2 separate regions of the Mus musculus genome follow, and region 1 is linked to region 2. Evidence: chromatin contacts called from ENCODE Hi-C or POLR2A ChIA-PET data. All regions are on one chromosome and are shown on one strand. The core of a region is the stretch at or near the end of the contact, and the rest is flanking DNA. Distances in the headings are between cores, read along the strand shown.

Region 1 (5,487 bases), core at 486-2,985, 64 kb before region 2:
AAGTGCTGGGATTAAAGTAAAAAAAAATTTTTTTTAAAGTAGTAAGAAGGCCAAAAGTGGTTTAGCAATGGCTTACTCCTTATGCCTTGCTCAGTCTACTTTCTTATAGAAGCCAGAGCCACCGGCCTAGGGGTGGCTCCACCTACAATGGACTGGACCCTCCTATCAGTCACTAATTAAGAAAATGCCTCACAGCTAGATCTTATGGAGGCATCTTCTTAATTGAGGTTCTCCCCTCTCAGATGCCGCTAGCTTGCGTCAGGTTGACATAAAAAGTAGGCACACACACACACACACACACACACACACACACACACACACACACGGCGAGTTTGAGATCAGCTATTCCAAATGCTGAGTTTCCCAACAGAGAGCTTAGGGGAGAAAGGGTGAAACTGCAAGTTCCTAGGCTTGACTAGAGGATCCCAATTTTATCCCGAAAGCCACTGAAGGTTTTTATCATGGCCCTGCAGTGGCGAACATGCAACGGGAATAGGTCAGTCTAGAAATTGTGAGGGTGTCACTATTTGGTCATCAGGAGCAAATGTGTTGCCATCTGAAAGGTTTTTTTTCCTGTTTTCTTGCAGCACCTATGCCCCAGTGAAGTCCTTCCTTCGAGTGGACAAAGAGAAGGTAAGTTCTCTACCCCCTGTCTTTTGACTCTCACCACCATGGAAATTATGCTGGCTTATTCAAGCGATGCCAAGAGAGTGAGTGAGTTTTAGGATGGCCAGAGCTACCCAAGAGAAATCCTGTCCTGGGGGTGCAGGGGGAGGGGGCAGGTGTGGGATCTGCATCTGCTGGTATGCCTGACCCCTACAATGAACACAAGAACCTAGGAATACCCATGTGCTGCATTCCCGAGGAACTGCTAGAAGCTGTTCAGAGCCTGGCCCAAATCTCCAGACCTCCAAGCCCTTCATGTACCTTTCTCTCCTTGCAGGTCCAGATTTACAACCCAGCCTTCTTCAAGTACATTCACGACAGGTGGACCGAGCACCACGGGCGCTACCCTTCCACAGGAATGCTGGTGCTCTTCTTTGCACTACATGTGTGTGATGAGGTAGGCAGTCGGTGTTGTCTAGAGCAGAATTAGGAGAACCATAAACAGAGGAAACAGCCCTTTCCCCATCTTAGCTGTGGTTCCCGGGAAGTAGTTTTTGTAAACAGAAACCATGTTTTTTCATATCTGTTATTCCTATAAACAATATTTTTGCATTTCCCATCGTCATTACCTTTTAAGATTTACTAACAAAACTACTTCATTTAAAAGGCACATTTTTAGCAGGGTCATGGTGGCACCTGTAATCAGATACGGAGAGTTTGAGACAGGAGCAGCGTTTGAGGCCAACCTGGGCTACATAAGACCCAGTCGTGAAAAAGCGAAACACAAATGAGAAAGAGACAGAAGTCCCCTCTGAGTCAGTGCCCTTATGTCAGGCCTGGGTGTCCCCAACCACGCCCCCGACTCCCAGTGACCCCTGTGCCACCCTCCTCACAGGTGAACGTGTATGGGTTCGGGGCCGACAGTCGAGGCAACTGGCACCACTACTGGGAGAACAACCGGTACGCGGGCGAGTTCCGGAAGACAGGCGTGCATGACGCCGACTTCGAAGCCCACATCATCGACATGCTGGCCAAGGCCAGCAAGATCGAGGTCTACCGAGGGAACTGAGCGGCCCTGAGCGCCTTCAGAACCAGTCACTTCTGGGTCCGGCAAGCGCCGGTTGCAGCCCACCAATCAGACTGCGCCGTCCCCAGCAACCAATCAGTGCTGCAGTTGGGAGGAGCTTCTTTCTTAGCCAATCACGCAACTCAAGGAGAATTTCCGGCGCCGCCGTCTCCACCAATCATGGCCTTGGGAGGCGGCGGGCCTCGACCCCCTCCCCTAAACCTGCTTTGGATAAGAATTTTGATGCTTTTTAAGAGGCGGGTCTGGGGCTGGGCAGGAGCGCCTTGAACTGCTCATTTCCAGCTTAGGCCGGGTGGGTGAGTGAAGCCATCCAAAGAAATGTGGTTCCGGTGAGACACTCTCCAGGGCTTTCCGTGGCGCACCAGGTAGTAGGGGGTTGAATTCACCCCCTGTTGGGTTGATCTCCCTAGGGCCTCACTAGTGTCAGGAACGGGTAGGAAGCTTCACCGGGTCACATGCAAGGTGCTTCTCTCACATGTGCCCTCACTCCTGTCTCCTACCACCTTCTCAGCGTCTGTCCTTAGGTCCTGGGCCTCCTCTCCAGCTCACCTGTTGATTCGGAGACAAAGTGAGACCACCCTGACTCGGCTGCTTTTGCTCTCCCACACGTGACCCGTGTCTTTAGCCCTAAGGCGCGAGAGAGCAACACGGTTGGACAGTTGGCTGGAAAGGAGATCCCTGAGCATGTACCGTTTTCTTTCATTGTCACCCCAAAGAGGAGCAGGCAGCCTCTTGCTTGGGGGTAGGATTTGCTTTGGACTCATGCTTTAGTTACCCTCAAGCTGCCAGGGATGGCGATCCAACCAAGATTGCTTGACAATTGTTTGCGGGGCCTCGCGCAGATGGCTCGGAGCTTTGCTGGGGAGGAGCGGATTGGTGGCTGCCCTGCATGCCTCCTCCTGTCCGCACCTTTACCCTGCTTACTCGCCTGTTCTAACCTACTCTCCAGCTCCAGAAGGGCCGCTCAGTCAAGAATCAGGGGTTACAACTGGAAGCTACTTGCATGACTTGGTCACAGTTGAGGTTCACTGGGAGAAAGGGCTTCAGTGAATGTCTCAGGCCGCAGAAAACACGTCCCTGCTGCAGCGTCCACATAAATATTTCCCATTCTTAATGAGTTCACATTACCAAGCAGCCTGGTTGGGGGACAGTCACACATAAGGGAGAGTGTTAAGAGGTTTGGGATGAGGCAACAACCCTAAAAACTAATACATGGAGAACTTTGCTCGAGTCTGTTCCTTCCCAGTTTCAAAAGCACGGGTGGAGGAAAAAAAAAAAGGGAGGGGCGTATAGCAGAACCTCTCAGGGCTCGAACCATCGCACATAGTCACCGTTCCAGTTTTTGCCTGTCTCATCTCTGCTCTCAAGCTGCTGTGATGAGAAACGGGAAAGCAATGCAATTATGCCAAACAGTATTGAGAAGAGTAATTTATTTTTCTTCCCTTTGTTTTGTTTAAATCATGAATCCCCATTCTAGAAAAGGTAGGTCCCAGAATCTACATCTTTTTCTTCTAGAGTTATTTAAACATTCAACTTTCCCTTCCGTTTCTTTCCCTGAATTAAAAAGAACAAAGCCCATAGAGTCACTCATCTGTTCTGAACTGCACCATCCTAGGTGTCTAAGGAGGTAAGGGTGTTTGGGAGAACAACACAACTCTGATACCCTCTTACGGCTGAGGAGTCTAGTTCATGGGCTCTGTTCACTGAAGTCCCCCCTAAGGACTCTGAGTATTATGGTTTAAAAAAAAAAATCAACTTATTATGTCAGGCATGGTGGCATGTGCCCTTAATCCTAGCAGTTGAGAGGCTGAGGGGCAGGAAAAGAAGTTAAAGGCTAGCCTCAGCTACATGGTAACTTTCAAACTAACCTGGGCTACATGAGACCTTTCTTAAGGGGGAAAAAAAGGAGCAAAAAATCTCTAGTGAGTTCTCTCACGAGTTCTGACATTTTTCTGCTTAGCCCAATCGTGCTGTGTGGCCCACAGCTTGTTGCCAGTACAAAGTGCTATGCAAAGGAAGAGTTCTCTGGGAGAGCTGCGGAGGGCAGATAGTGCCTCTCTGAGTTTTGCCTGTCACTAAGGATAAATGCTTAAACTTCAGTAGGGTAACTGGAAAACAGGGGGGAATGTTGGGTCTGCACCTTAAACTACTCACTAAAATAGGTCGTATGGATCTTAGAACTAAATTAAAAAAAAAAAAAAACCAAACCCACAGGTAGTAAGTAGTACTTCTTGTCTTTTCAAGACAAGGTTTCTCTGTGTAGCCCAGGCTGGTCTGGAACTCAGAAATCCTCCTGCCTCTGCCTCCCAAGTGTCGGGACTACAGGTGTGCATCATCACAGTACAGATGGATTACCTTCCCCCACCCCAGCTGCTGTGATTCATCCCTGCAGTCTTAGCGAGGCTGAGGAGGTACACTAAACTAGTGTTGATTTTCTGAGAGAGCAGCTGTCTTGTACCTATGCTCTGTAGACCAGGCTGGTCTCAAATTCCTAGGAGATCCATCAGCTCTGCCTCGTGGGTTCCAGGGTATATGCTATTTAACAAAAAAAACTGACAGACATCAGATACATAAGTTTTGTCCTCTGGTCGTTTAACTCTTCTGTGATTATGGTTTCTGAGACTGGGGCAGGGCTGTTCTGTTAAAATAGATAGGAGACCAATGTGGAAGGCAGCATGTAGAGTTTTATGTTCATAAAACCTATCAGGATTGCACGAGGGTAGCTGGGTAGAAACAGCAATGGTCTGGGATGAGCTGTTTTTACTCCATTCTTAGACCAGAGATGGCCTGCCATGTGGCTTTAATTTTGCTTTTTTGAGACAGGGTTTCGCTTTGCAGACTAGGCTGGCCTCAAAACCAGAGGCCTTTCTGCCTTTGCTCTGAAAGTGCTGGAGTGTGCCATCCCACCCCCTCCCTTTTTCTTTTTCTTAGAGATTTATTTATATGTAGGTACACTGTAACTGTCATCAGACACACCAGAAGAGGGTATGTCATTACAGATGGTGGTGAGCCACCATGTGGTTGCTGGGAATTGAACTCAGGACCTTCAGAAGAGCAGTCACTGCTCTTAACCATTTAAAAGGGAGGGGGGCTGGGGCCATCTCAGTAGCCCCCACCCCCCTCCCTTTTAAAACTTTACATGTGTTGGTGTTTTGCCTGCATGTGTCAGATCCCCTGAAACTGAAGTTACAGTTCTGGGCTGCCATGTGAGTGCTGGGACTTGACCCCAGACCCTCTGGAAGAGCAACTACTGGTGTCAGGCACTGAGCTCTCTCCAGCCCTTTCTGCCTTGTTTTTAAGAGATGTTCACTTTCAGTGTCACCATTTAGGTGAGTGCAGGTAGTAACTATTGCTCCATCTTGTTTTGTGCCTTCTCACTTCTCTTGCCCTTCTTTGAAACTTCCCCACAGCACTCAAACACCTGCACACTCACAGGCAAACCTTGATGTCTTCTGCACTACCCATTCTAGGCAGACCGTGATTTTCAATCTCATACCTGCTCTCCCGTGTTCACCATCATTCAAGGGCTGAAACTCTAGCCTACATACACATCTATCTGGTACTTCTCTTCTGTGGAACCAAAATATTTCAGATCCAAAAGAGTCTAAACATGTTTTGTTTGATCTTTGTCCTTTCCTATTGTTGTATAGGCTAAATCCCTGAATTCTGGGCTCAGTTGATATTTATTTCACTGTCGAGGTTCACAGGTGAGCACCAATACAACATCTTAAGATCTAAATGAACATAAAAATGACTCCCAAGAAAGATGGTTTTAATTCTGTTTTTGAGCCATG
Region 2 (5,445 bases), core at 1,711-4,210:
CTATCCTGAACTAAGTTTAGTGTGTTATTTCTATTTAAAAAAAAAAAAAAAAAAAAAAGCTGGGCGGTGGTGGCACACGCCTTTAATCCCAGCACTCAGGAAACAGAGGCAGGTGGATCTCTGAGTTCGAGGCCAGCCTGGTTTGCTGAGCAAGTTCCAGGCCAGGCAGCACTGTTACTGAGAACCCTGTTTCAAAAACAAACAAACAAACAAACAAACAAACAAGCAAACAAAAAACTCTAGACTCTCAAGACTCAACCCCCAACATCGTTGAGGACTTCTAAGGAGAAAGAACGTGATGTCCAAAGTGGTGTGTGAGGAAAGACCAATTAGGCACTTTAGTTCAGTCTCCTGTACTTATTTCCGTGTTGCCGAGGTCAGCCTGTTTGCTAACTCATGGTAGGCAGTCATTTGGGTTCTGGGACATATTAAAGGCCTGGGGCTCCGTGCCTGCTGGTGGTTAAGTCTCCTTAGCTTTTTTTTTTTTTTTTTTTTTTTTTTGGGTTTTTGAGACAGGGTTTCTCTGTGCAGTCCTGGAACTCACTCTGTAGACCTGGCTGGCCTTGAACTCAGAAATCCACCTGCCTCTGCCTCCCAAGTGCTGGGATTAAAGGCGTTGCGCCACCACTGCCCCGCTGTCTCCTTAGCTTTTACTCGTTCATTTATTCCCCTGCCTTCTTTCTAGCAGCGAGAAAAGCGCCTAAAGGTACGGAAGGAAAGCTACCCGCACAGATACTCACACCAGTCAGGGGCAGGGAAAGTGGATTCCGAGCTTGGGCTTGGGCTCGGGCTCGGGCTCGACCTCGACCCGGCCAGCAGCTCCGGCCATCGCGGCGCAACATGGCGGTTAGGCTTCCCCAACGGCCACTCACAATCCAAACCAAGCCGAAGCTCCATTGGCTGAGCCTTTGAAGTTGGCTCCTCCCAGCCAATCATAAGAGGGGCACTGAACGGCTCTTGCTTACGCATGCGCACTGAGCATGTTCTCTCCAAAGACCCATAGATGCCTTCTCCAGGTCACTTGAAGTTTCAAGTTGTCATTTGTTGTTGAATTGACCTATGAATAGAAATTCCTTCACAGGAGTAGTGTCTACATTTTAAGAAATACTGATCCTGCCGGGCGGTGGTGGCACACATCCAGTGCTCTTAACCACTGAGCCATCTCTCTAGCCCTCTGCTCATCTCTTTATGACACCCTGGGCAAACTGGGCGTGGTGACGCACGCCTTTAATCCCAGCACTCGGGAGGGAGAGGCAGGCGGATTTCTGAATTCGAGGCCAGCCTGGTCTACAGAGTGAGCTCCAGGACAGCCAGGGCTATACAAGAAAAACCCTGTCTCGAAAAACAAACAGACAGACAGACAGACAGAAAAAGAAAAGAAAAGAAAAGAAAAAAGAAAAGCTGATCCTGTTGCAAGGGCCTTTAACCTAGCACTTGGGAGGCAGAGGCAGGCAAATCTTTGTGAGTTCAAGGCCATCCTGGTTTATTTGTTGAGTTATTTGATAGCCAGGGACTATGTAAAAACAGAGGAAAAAATAAAAATAAAAAGACAAGGTCTTGGTATATAGCTGTGAACAAAAACTGGAAAGAGACTATACTATGTCTGTGGATACTAATTGACTGATTAGATCTGAGGTCAGTACTGTGAAGACAGGAATGTCGTAAGCTCACAGGCTAATTGAATTTGTCTTGGACTAGTTCTGGCCTTCTGAAAACAACCATTCTTTGTCCATTTCTGTGTTTGAACTAATAAAGTCTTGTACTAACAGATAGAAACCATTTGGAATCTATTAACTTACCAGACCACTGGCTTCCACCATCCAAAAAGCTAAAGATGCCATCAGATAACATCTTGGGTCTATAGAAAAGCTTTCCATCTTGCTATAGTCGCCTTTCAGATATAACCATCACTATATTTTAAAATTACCTTGACTTATGACTCTCTTTGTTCTGTAAAGCTGTACATCATGAAAAAGTTTTCGTGTAATTTGGGGTTTCCTCATCTGTGAAAAAGTGGTACTAGCAGACCTGATAATACAGTTTAAAAATTAAACGGTGTGTGAACTTTTTAGTGTGATGCCTTACCTATAGATTTTAGGTTTTGTGTGTGTTATTTTGAGACTGTGCCCAAGGCCCAAGGGTAGCCTTAAGCTCTGATCCTCTTGGCTCTCAAGTGCTGGGACTATGGATGTGCGTCACCGTTGTAGGCGTTTCCTAAGAATGTTGACTTGTTTTCTAAAGCAAACAGAGGGACAGATGTCCTTTAACTTGGGTTACGTCATTTCTTCCTCTTCAAAATCAAGACCCGAATTTCTTCTTATTGGGACCTGAAGGACAAATATAAAGCTATGCCTAATGTCACAGGACTGTACTGCCTCCTACTCCGGAGGCTAAGACAAGAGTGAAAAATTCAAGGCCAACCTGGACAATTTATCCAGACCCTGTCTCAAAGAGAGAACCGGACGTATCAGTCAGTGCCAAAGCGCTTCGGCGTGGTTGAAGCACTTATTTCAGTCCAGGGTACCGTTAAAGAAGGCATGCCGATCTATACGCGATAACAATAAGAACATTTGATTGGTGCACACCTGCAAGACTGGCAAATCCCCTGATTTCAAGACCACCTTGCTCCGTTTCAAAAGGCCGAAAAACGAACCTTTGAGGTACGTGTATCACTTTGCAGTTAAACAGTTCTATGCCAAAATCTGTGATCGCCACCAAATTCATGTTTTCATTCCTCTTGTTAACTGTCAACTATTAGGGCTTTGCCAATAGAACCCAAAATGTCTGCCTCCTGAAGCCAATAGTCAACCCTGTCACGTGACACTCCATGTCCTAGCTTTCTTGAGCATTGCATCAGCCGAGCCCAGGAGCCTTCCCAGAAACCGGCTTGTTAGCTCATTCGCGCTCCGAATGATTGGCATGCCAGTGGACCAATCATATCAGAGGATGACAAGGCGTAGCGGGTCACTTTTCATCAGAGCGCTCTGATTGGATGGTGAGGTACGGCTCTGGCACCGGTTGTGGCGGGTGAGTATAGCTTCTTGTGCGCATCTGAGGGAGCAGGTAACTGCCGGCGAGTGGCGGTGGGCTCCGGGCAAGGAAGGACCTGGGGACCCGGACCCTCGGGAAAAAAAGCAAGTGAGCCCCGAGAGCTCTACGAGAAGAGCCGGCGCTTGGAGGGGGAGGGGCAGCTGCAGCGGGCTGCCGGGCGGTCCCGCCCCTGGCCTGGGTCAGGACCCGGTCTCCGCAGGAGCCGGATCTCGAGAGTAGCTTTTGCTATTCCCTCGGAGCACTGAGAGTGGTGTGGTTTCTGGTGGACTTGCAGAGGACCAAGACCTTGGGAAGATCGCGGTTGCTCTTCAGTCGCCACCCAGAGCTAAGGGTTTGTCTCCTCTAATTTTAATCTCTTAGGGGGTTAGGGAACCAGGCCTGAAGAGCAGGGTGACTAAGATAAATGGAGTCTCTCTAAGAGGCATCTTCATTCATTCTTTATTAGGTTCTCACACCTTACCCCAGACTGGCCTGAACTCAACTCTGTAACCCGGGCTGGCCTTGAACTCGCGGCAGTTCTCCTGCCTCAGCATTTCAAGTGCTGGAATTACAGGCGTGAGCCAGCACTCCAGACTCGCTTCTTTCTGTTGCTGTTTTGAGACAGGGTTTCACTATGTAGACCAGGCTGGTCTCGACTCACAGAGATCTTCAAGAGTGGTGGGACCAAAGGCGTGTGCTACGACCCTCGGCCCGATTCGATTCTTAAAAACAGAATAGTTGATACCTTCAGGTTCACCCGAACAAATATATTCAGCAATTTTTTCAAACAGTCTAAGTTTCCTGGTGTGCTTTGGAGTATGTTAGTGCAGAGCATGCTATTTACAGATTAGTATAATTAATCATGAGCATGGGTGACGACCACTTTACTAGATACTGAAAATACACTGTAACGGTGAAGTGAAGCCAGCCAGGATTCCTACTGAGATGTAACATAGACTGTGATTGGGAGGTGAGCATTAAATAGTCACACCAAATAAATCATTTGAGGCTAGGAGACAGTATAAAGAGGAGAGACCTGGTGAAGAAAGGAAAGGTTTGCTTAAGTATGTTTCTTTGTGATTGATCAAAACGACCTCATTAGGAAGAAGGGAAAGGAGAGGCCAGGCAGAACGGCTAGCTTGTAAATGGAAATATGTTACAAGGTCCTGTGGCTGAAGTCACCTTGTAATTCAAGGCCCTGGGTCTGGCCCCAAGCTTGCAAATACAAACAAATAAATAAAAGTTCTGAAGGCCTTTTAAGCCCCTGCTGGGATGTACTGTTTTCGGACCTGCCTCTGCTACAGACGTGTTATGTATATTGAGGAAAGAACAAGTTTTAATGTTGGAAACTTTATTTATTTATTCATTTATTTATTTATTTATTGGGGGCTGGGTCTCTGACCTGGAAACCTCCAACCCTCCATTTTCCTTCCTCAGCCTCCCGAGCTCTGGGATGGTCAGAGTGGGGACACAGCTTTCAACAGCCTTCAGTCTTCATAGGGTAATGGACATGTTAGATCCCAGTATACAACTCTGGTGTAGTCTGTATGTAGTGGCCACCCTATGGGGGCACTGGTTCTCCACTGGCTCTTAGCACACAGTCCTCATTCATTACTTAGGCAAAGGTGGGAGGTTCAAGTGTGCTCTAGAAAGTAATGTTCCCTCAGCTTGTCTGTGGAGAGAAGCAGGTTGTTTTCTTCAGCAACAATGACTCTAAAGGTAAAGTCGAACTGTAGCCATTGTTAAGGAGGGCTGAAAAGAGAAGGCGGTGTGACAAGATTTCTGAAAACCTTGACTCCTTATGGTGACTAGCAAGATCCTGTGGGAATGCAAGTCCATCCCCACCCCCCACCCCACCCCTCCACACACACTCAGCCTGTGTCACCATCTTTTTGCCCCTTTGGGGCTTCTGTCAGAGTGATAGACTAAGTTGTAAGTAGATCATTTGGAGTTGTGGTTGGCTGAGTCAGGATGTCATGTGCTTTGCGGGTGTGTTTAAAAACTCTGTGCTAATGGGCGTAAAATAGTGTCCAGTTCAATAACTTTTTTTTGATGCTCACAAGGTCCTGTTCCACACAGACACTAAACTCAAGCTAAAGTGGTGCAGTTAAGTTTAGAGCTGGCTCTAGAATTCTAGAGATGTTTAGATGATGTCAAAAATGAGACAGTTCTCATTTGTCAGGACACCCAGCACTGCAGAGCACTACAGCACTAGACGCCGATTGGTGCACTCCAACCAAAACCTGTCATCCCCACCTTACACACTCCCTGCCTTTCAGGGACCTGAGGGTGCACATAAAAACGTTTTGACGCTATAAAGTTGTCTTTTCTCAACCTCTGCCTCTTCTGAGTCCCCGGACTCGTTCTTCCAATAGCATACTCATTTCGAAATGATGCTGTATACAGATAGCCCCA

What was found. A loop is a pair of places that touch in the nucleus more often than their neighbours do. ChIA-PET counts read pairs that join two places held with the same protein, here RNA polymerase II (POLR2A).
Region 1: POLR2A ChIA-PET joins it to region 2 with 49 read pairs in embryonic stem cell. The contact joins the enhancer-like site here to the promoter of Aars in region 2. A Hi-C loop is called at or near these places in 4 of 37 maps with a recorded cell type or tissue (T-helper 17 cell, left cerebral cortex, mouse embryonic stem cell and 1 more). POLR2A ChIA-PET finds 5 or more read pairs at or near these places in 3 of 5 experiments (all embryonic stem cell).

The regions. Positions count from the first base shown.
Region 1 is chr8:110,968,601-110,974,087 of GRCm38, forward strand. St3gal2 (ST3 beta-galactoside alpha-2,3-sialyltransferase 2) reads left to right here. Exons shown (of 7, transcript NM_009179.3): 5 at 588-633; 6 at 944-1,063; 7 at 1,502-3,897. The coding sequence ends at 1,675. Among named protein-coding and RNA genes, the nearest start is that of Gm51551, 18 kb to the right of the region's middle. Within about 2 kb of position 1,736, at least 1 of the 3 ENCODE cell types and tissues checked has a DNase peak (open chromatin) inside an H3K27ac peak, as active enhancers do.
Region 2 is chr8:111,030,882-111,036,326 of GRCm38, forward strand. Aars (alanyl-tRNA synthetase) reads left to right here and starts at 2,961. Exons shown (of 21, transcript NM_146217.4): 1 at 2,961-3,382. It also overlaps a transcript of Ddx19b not described here.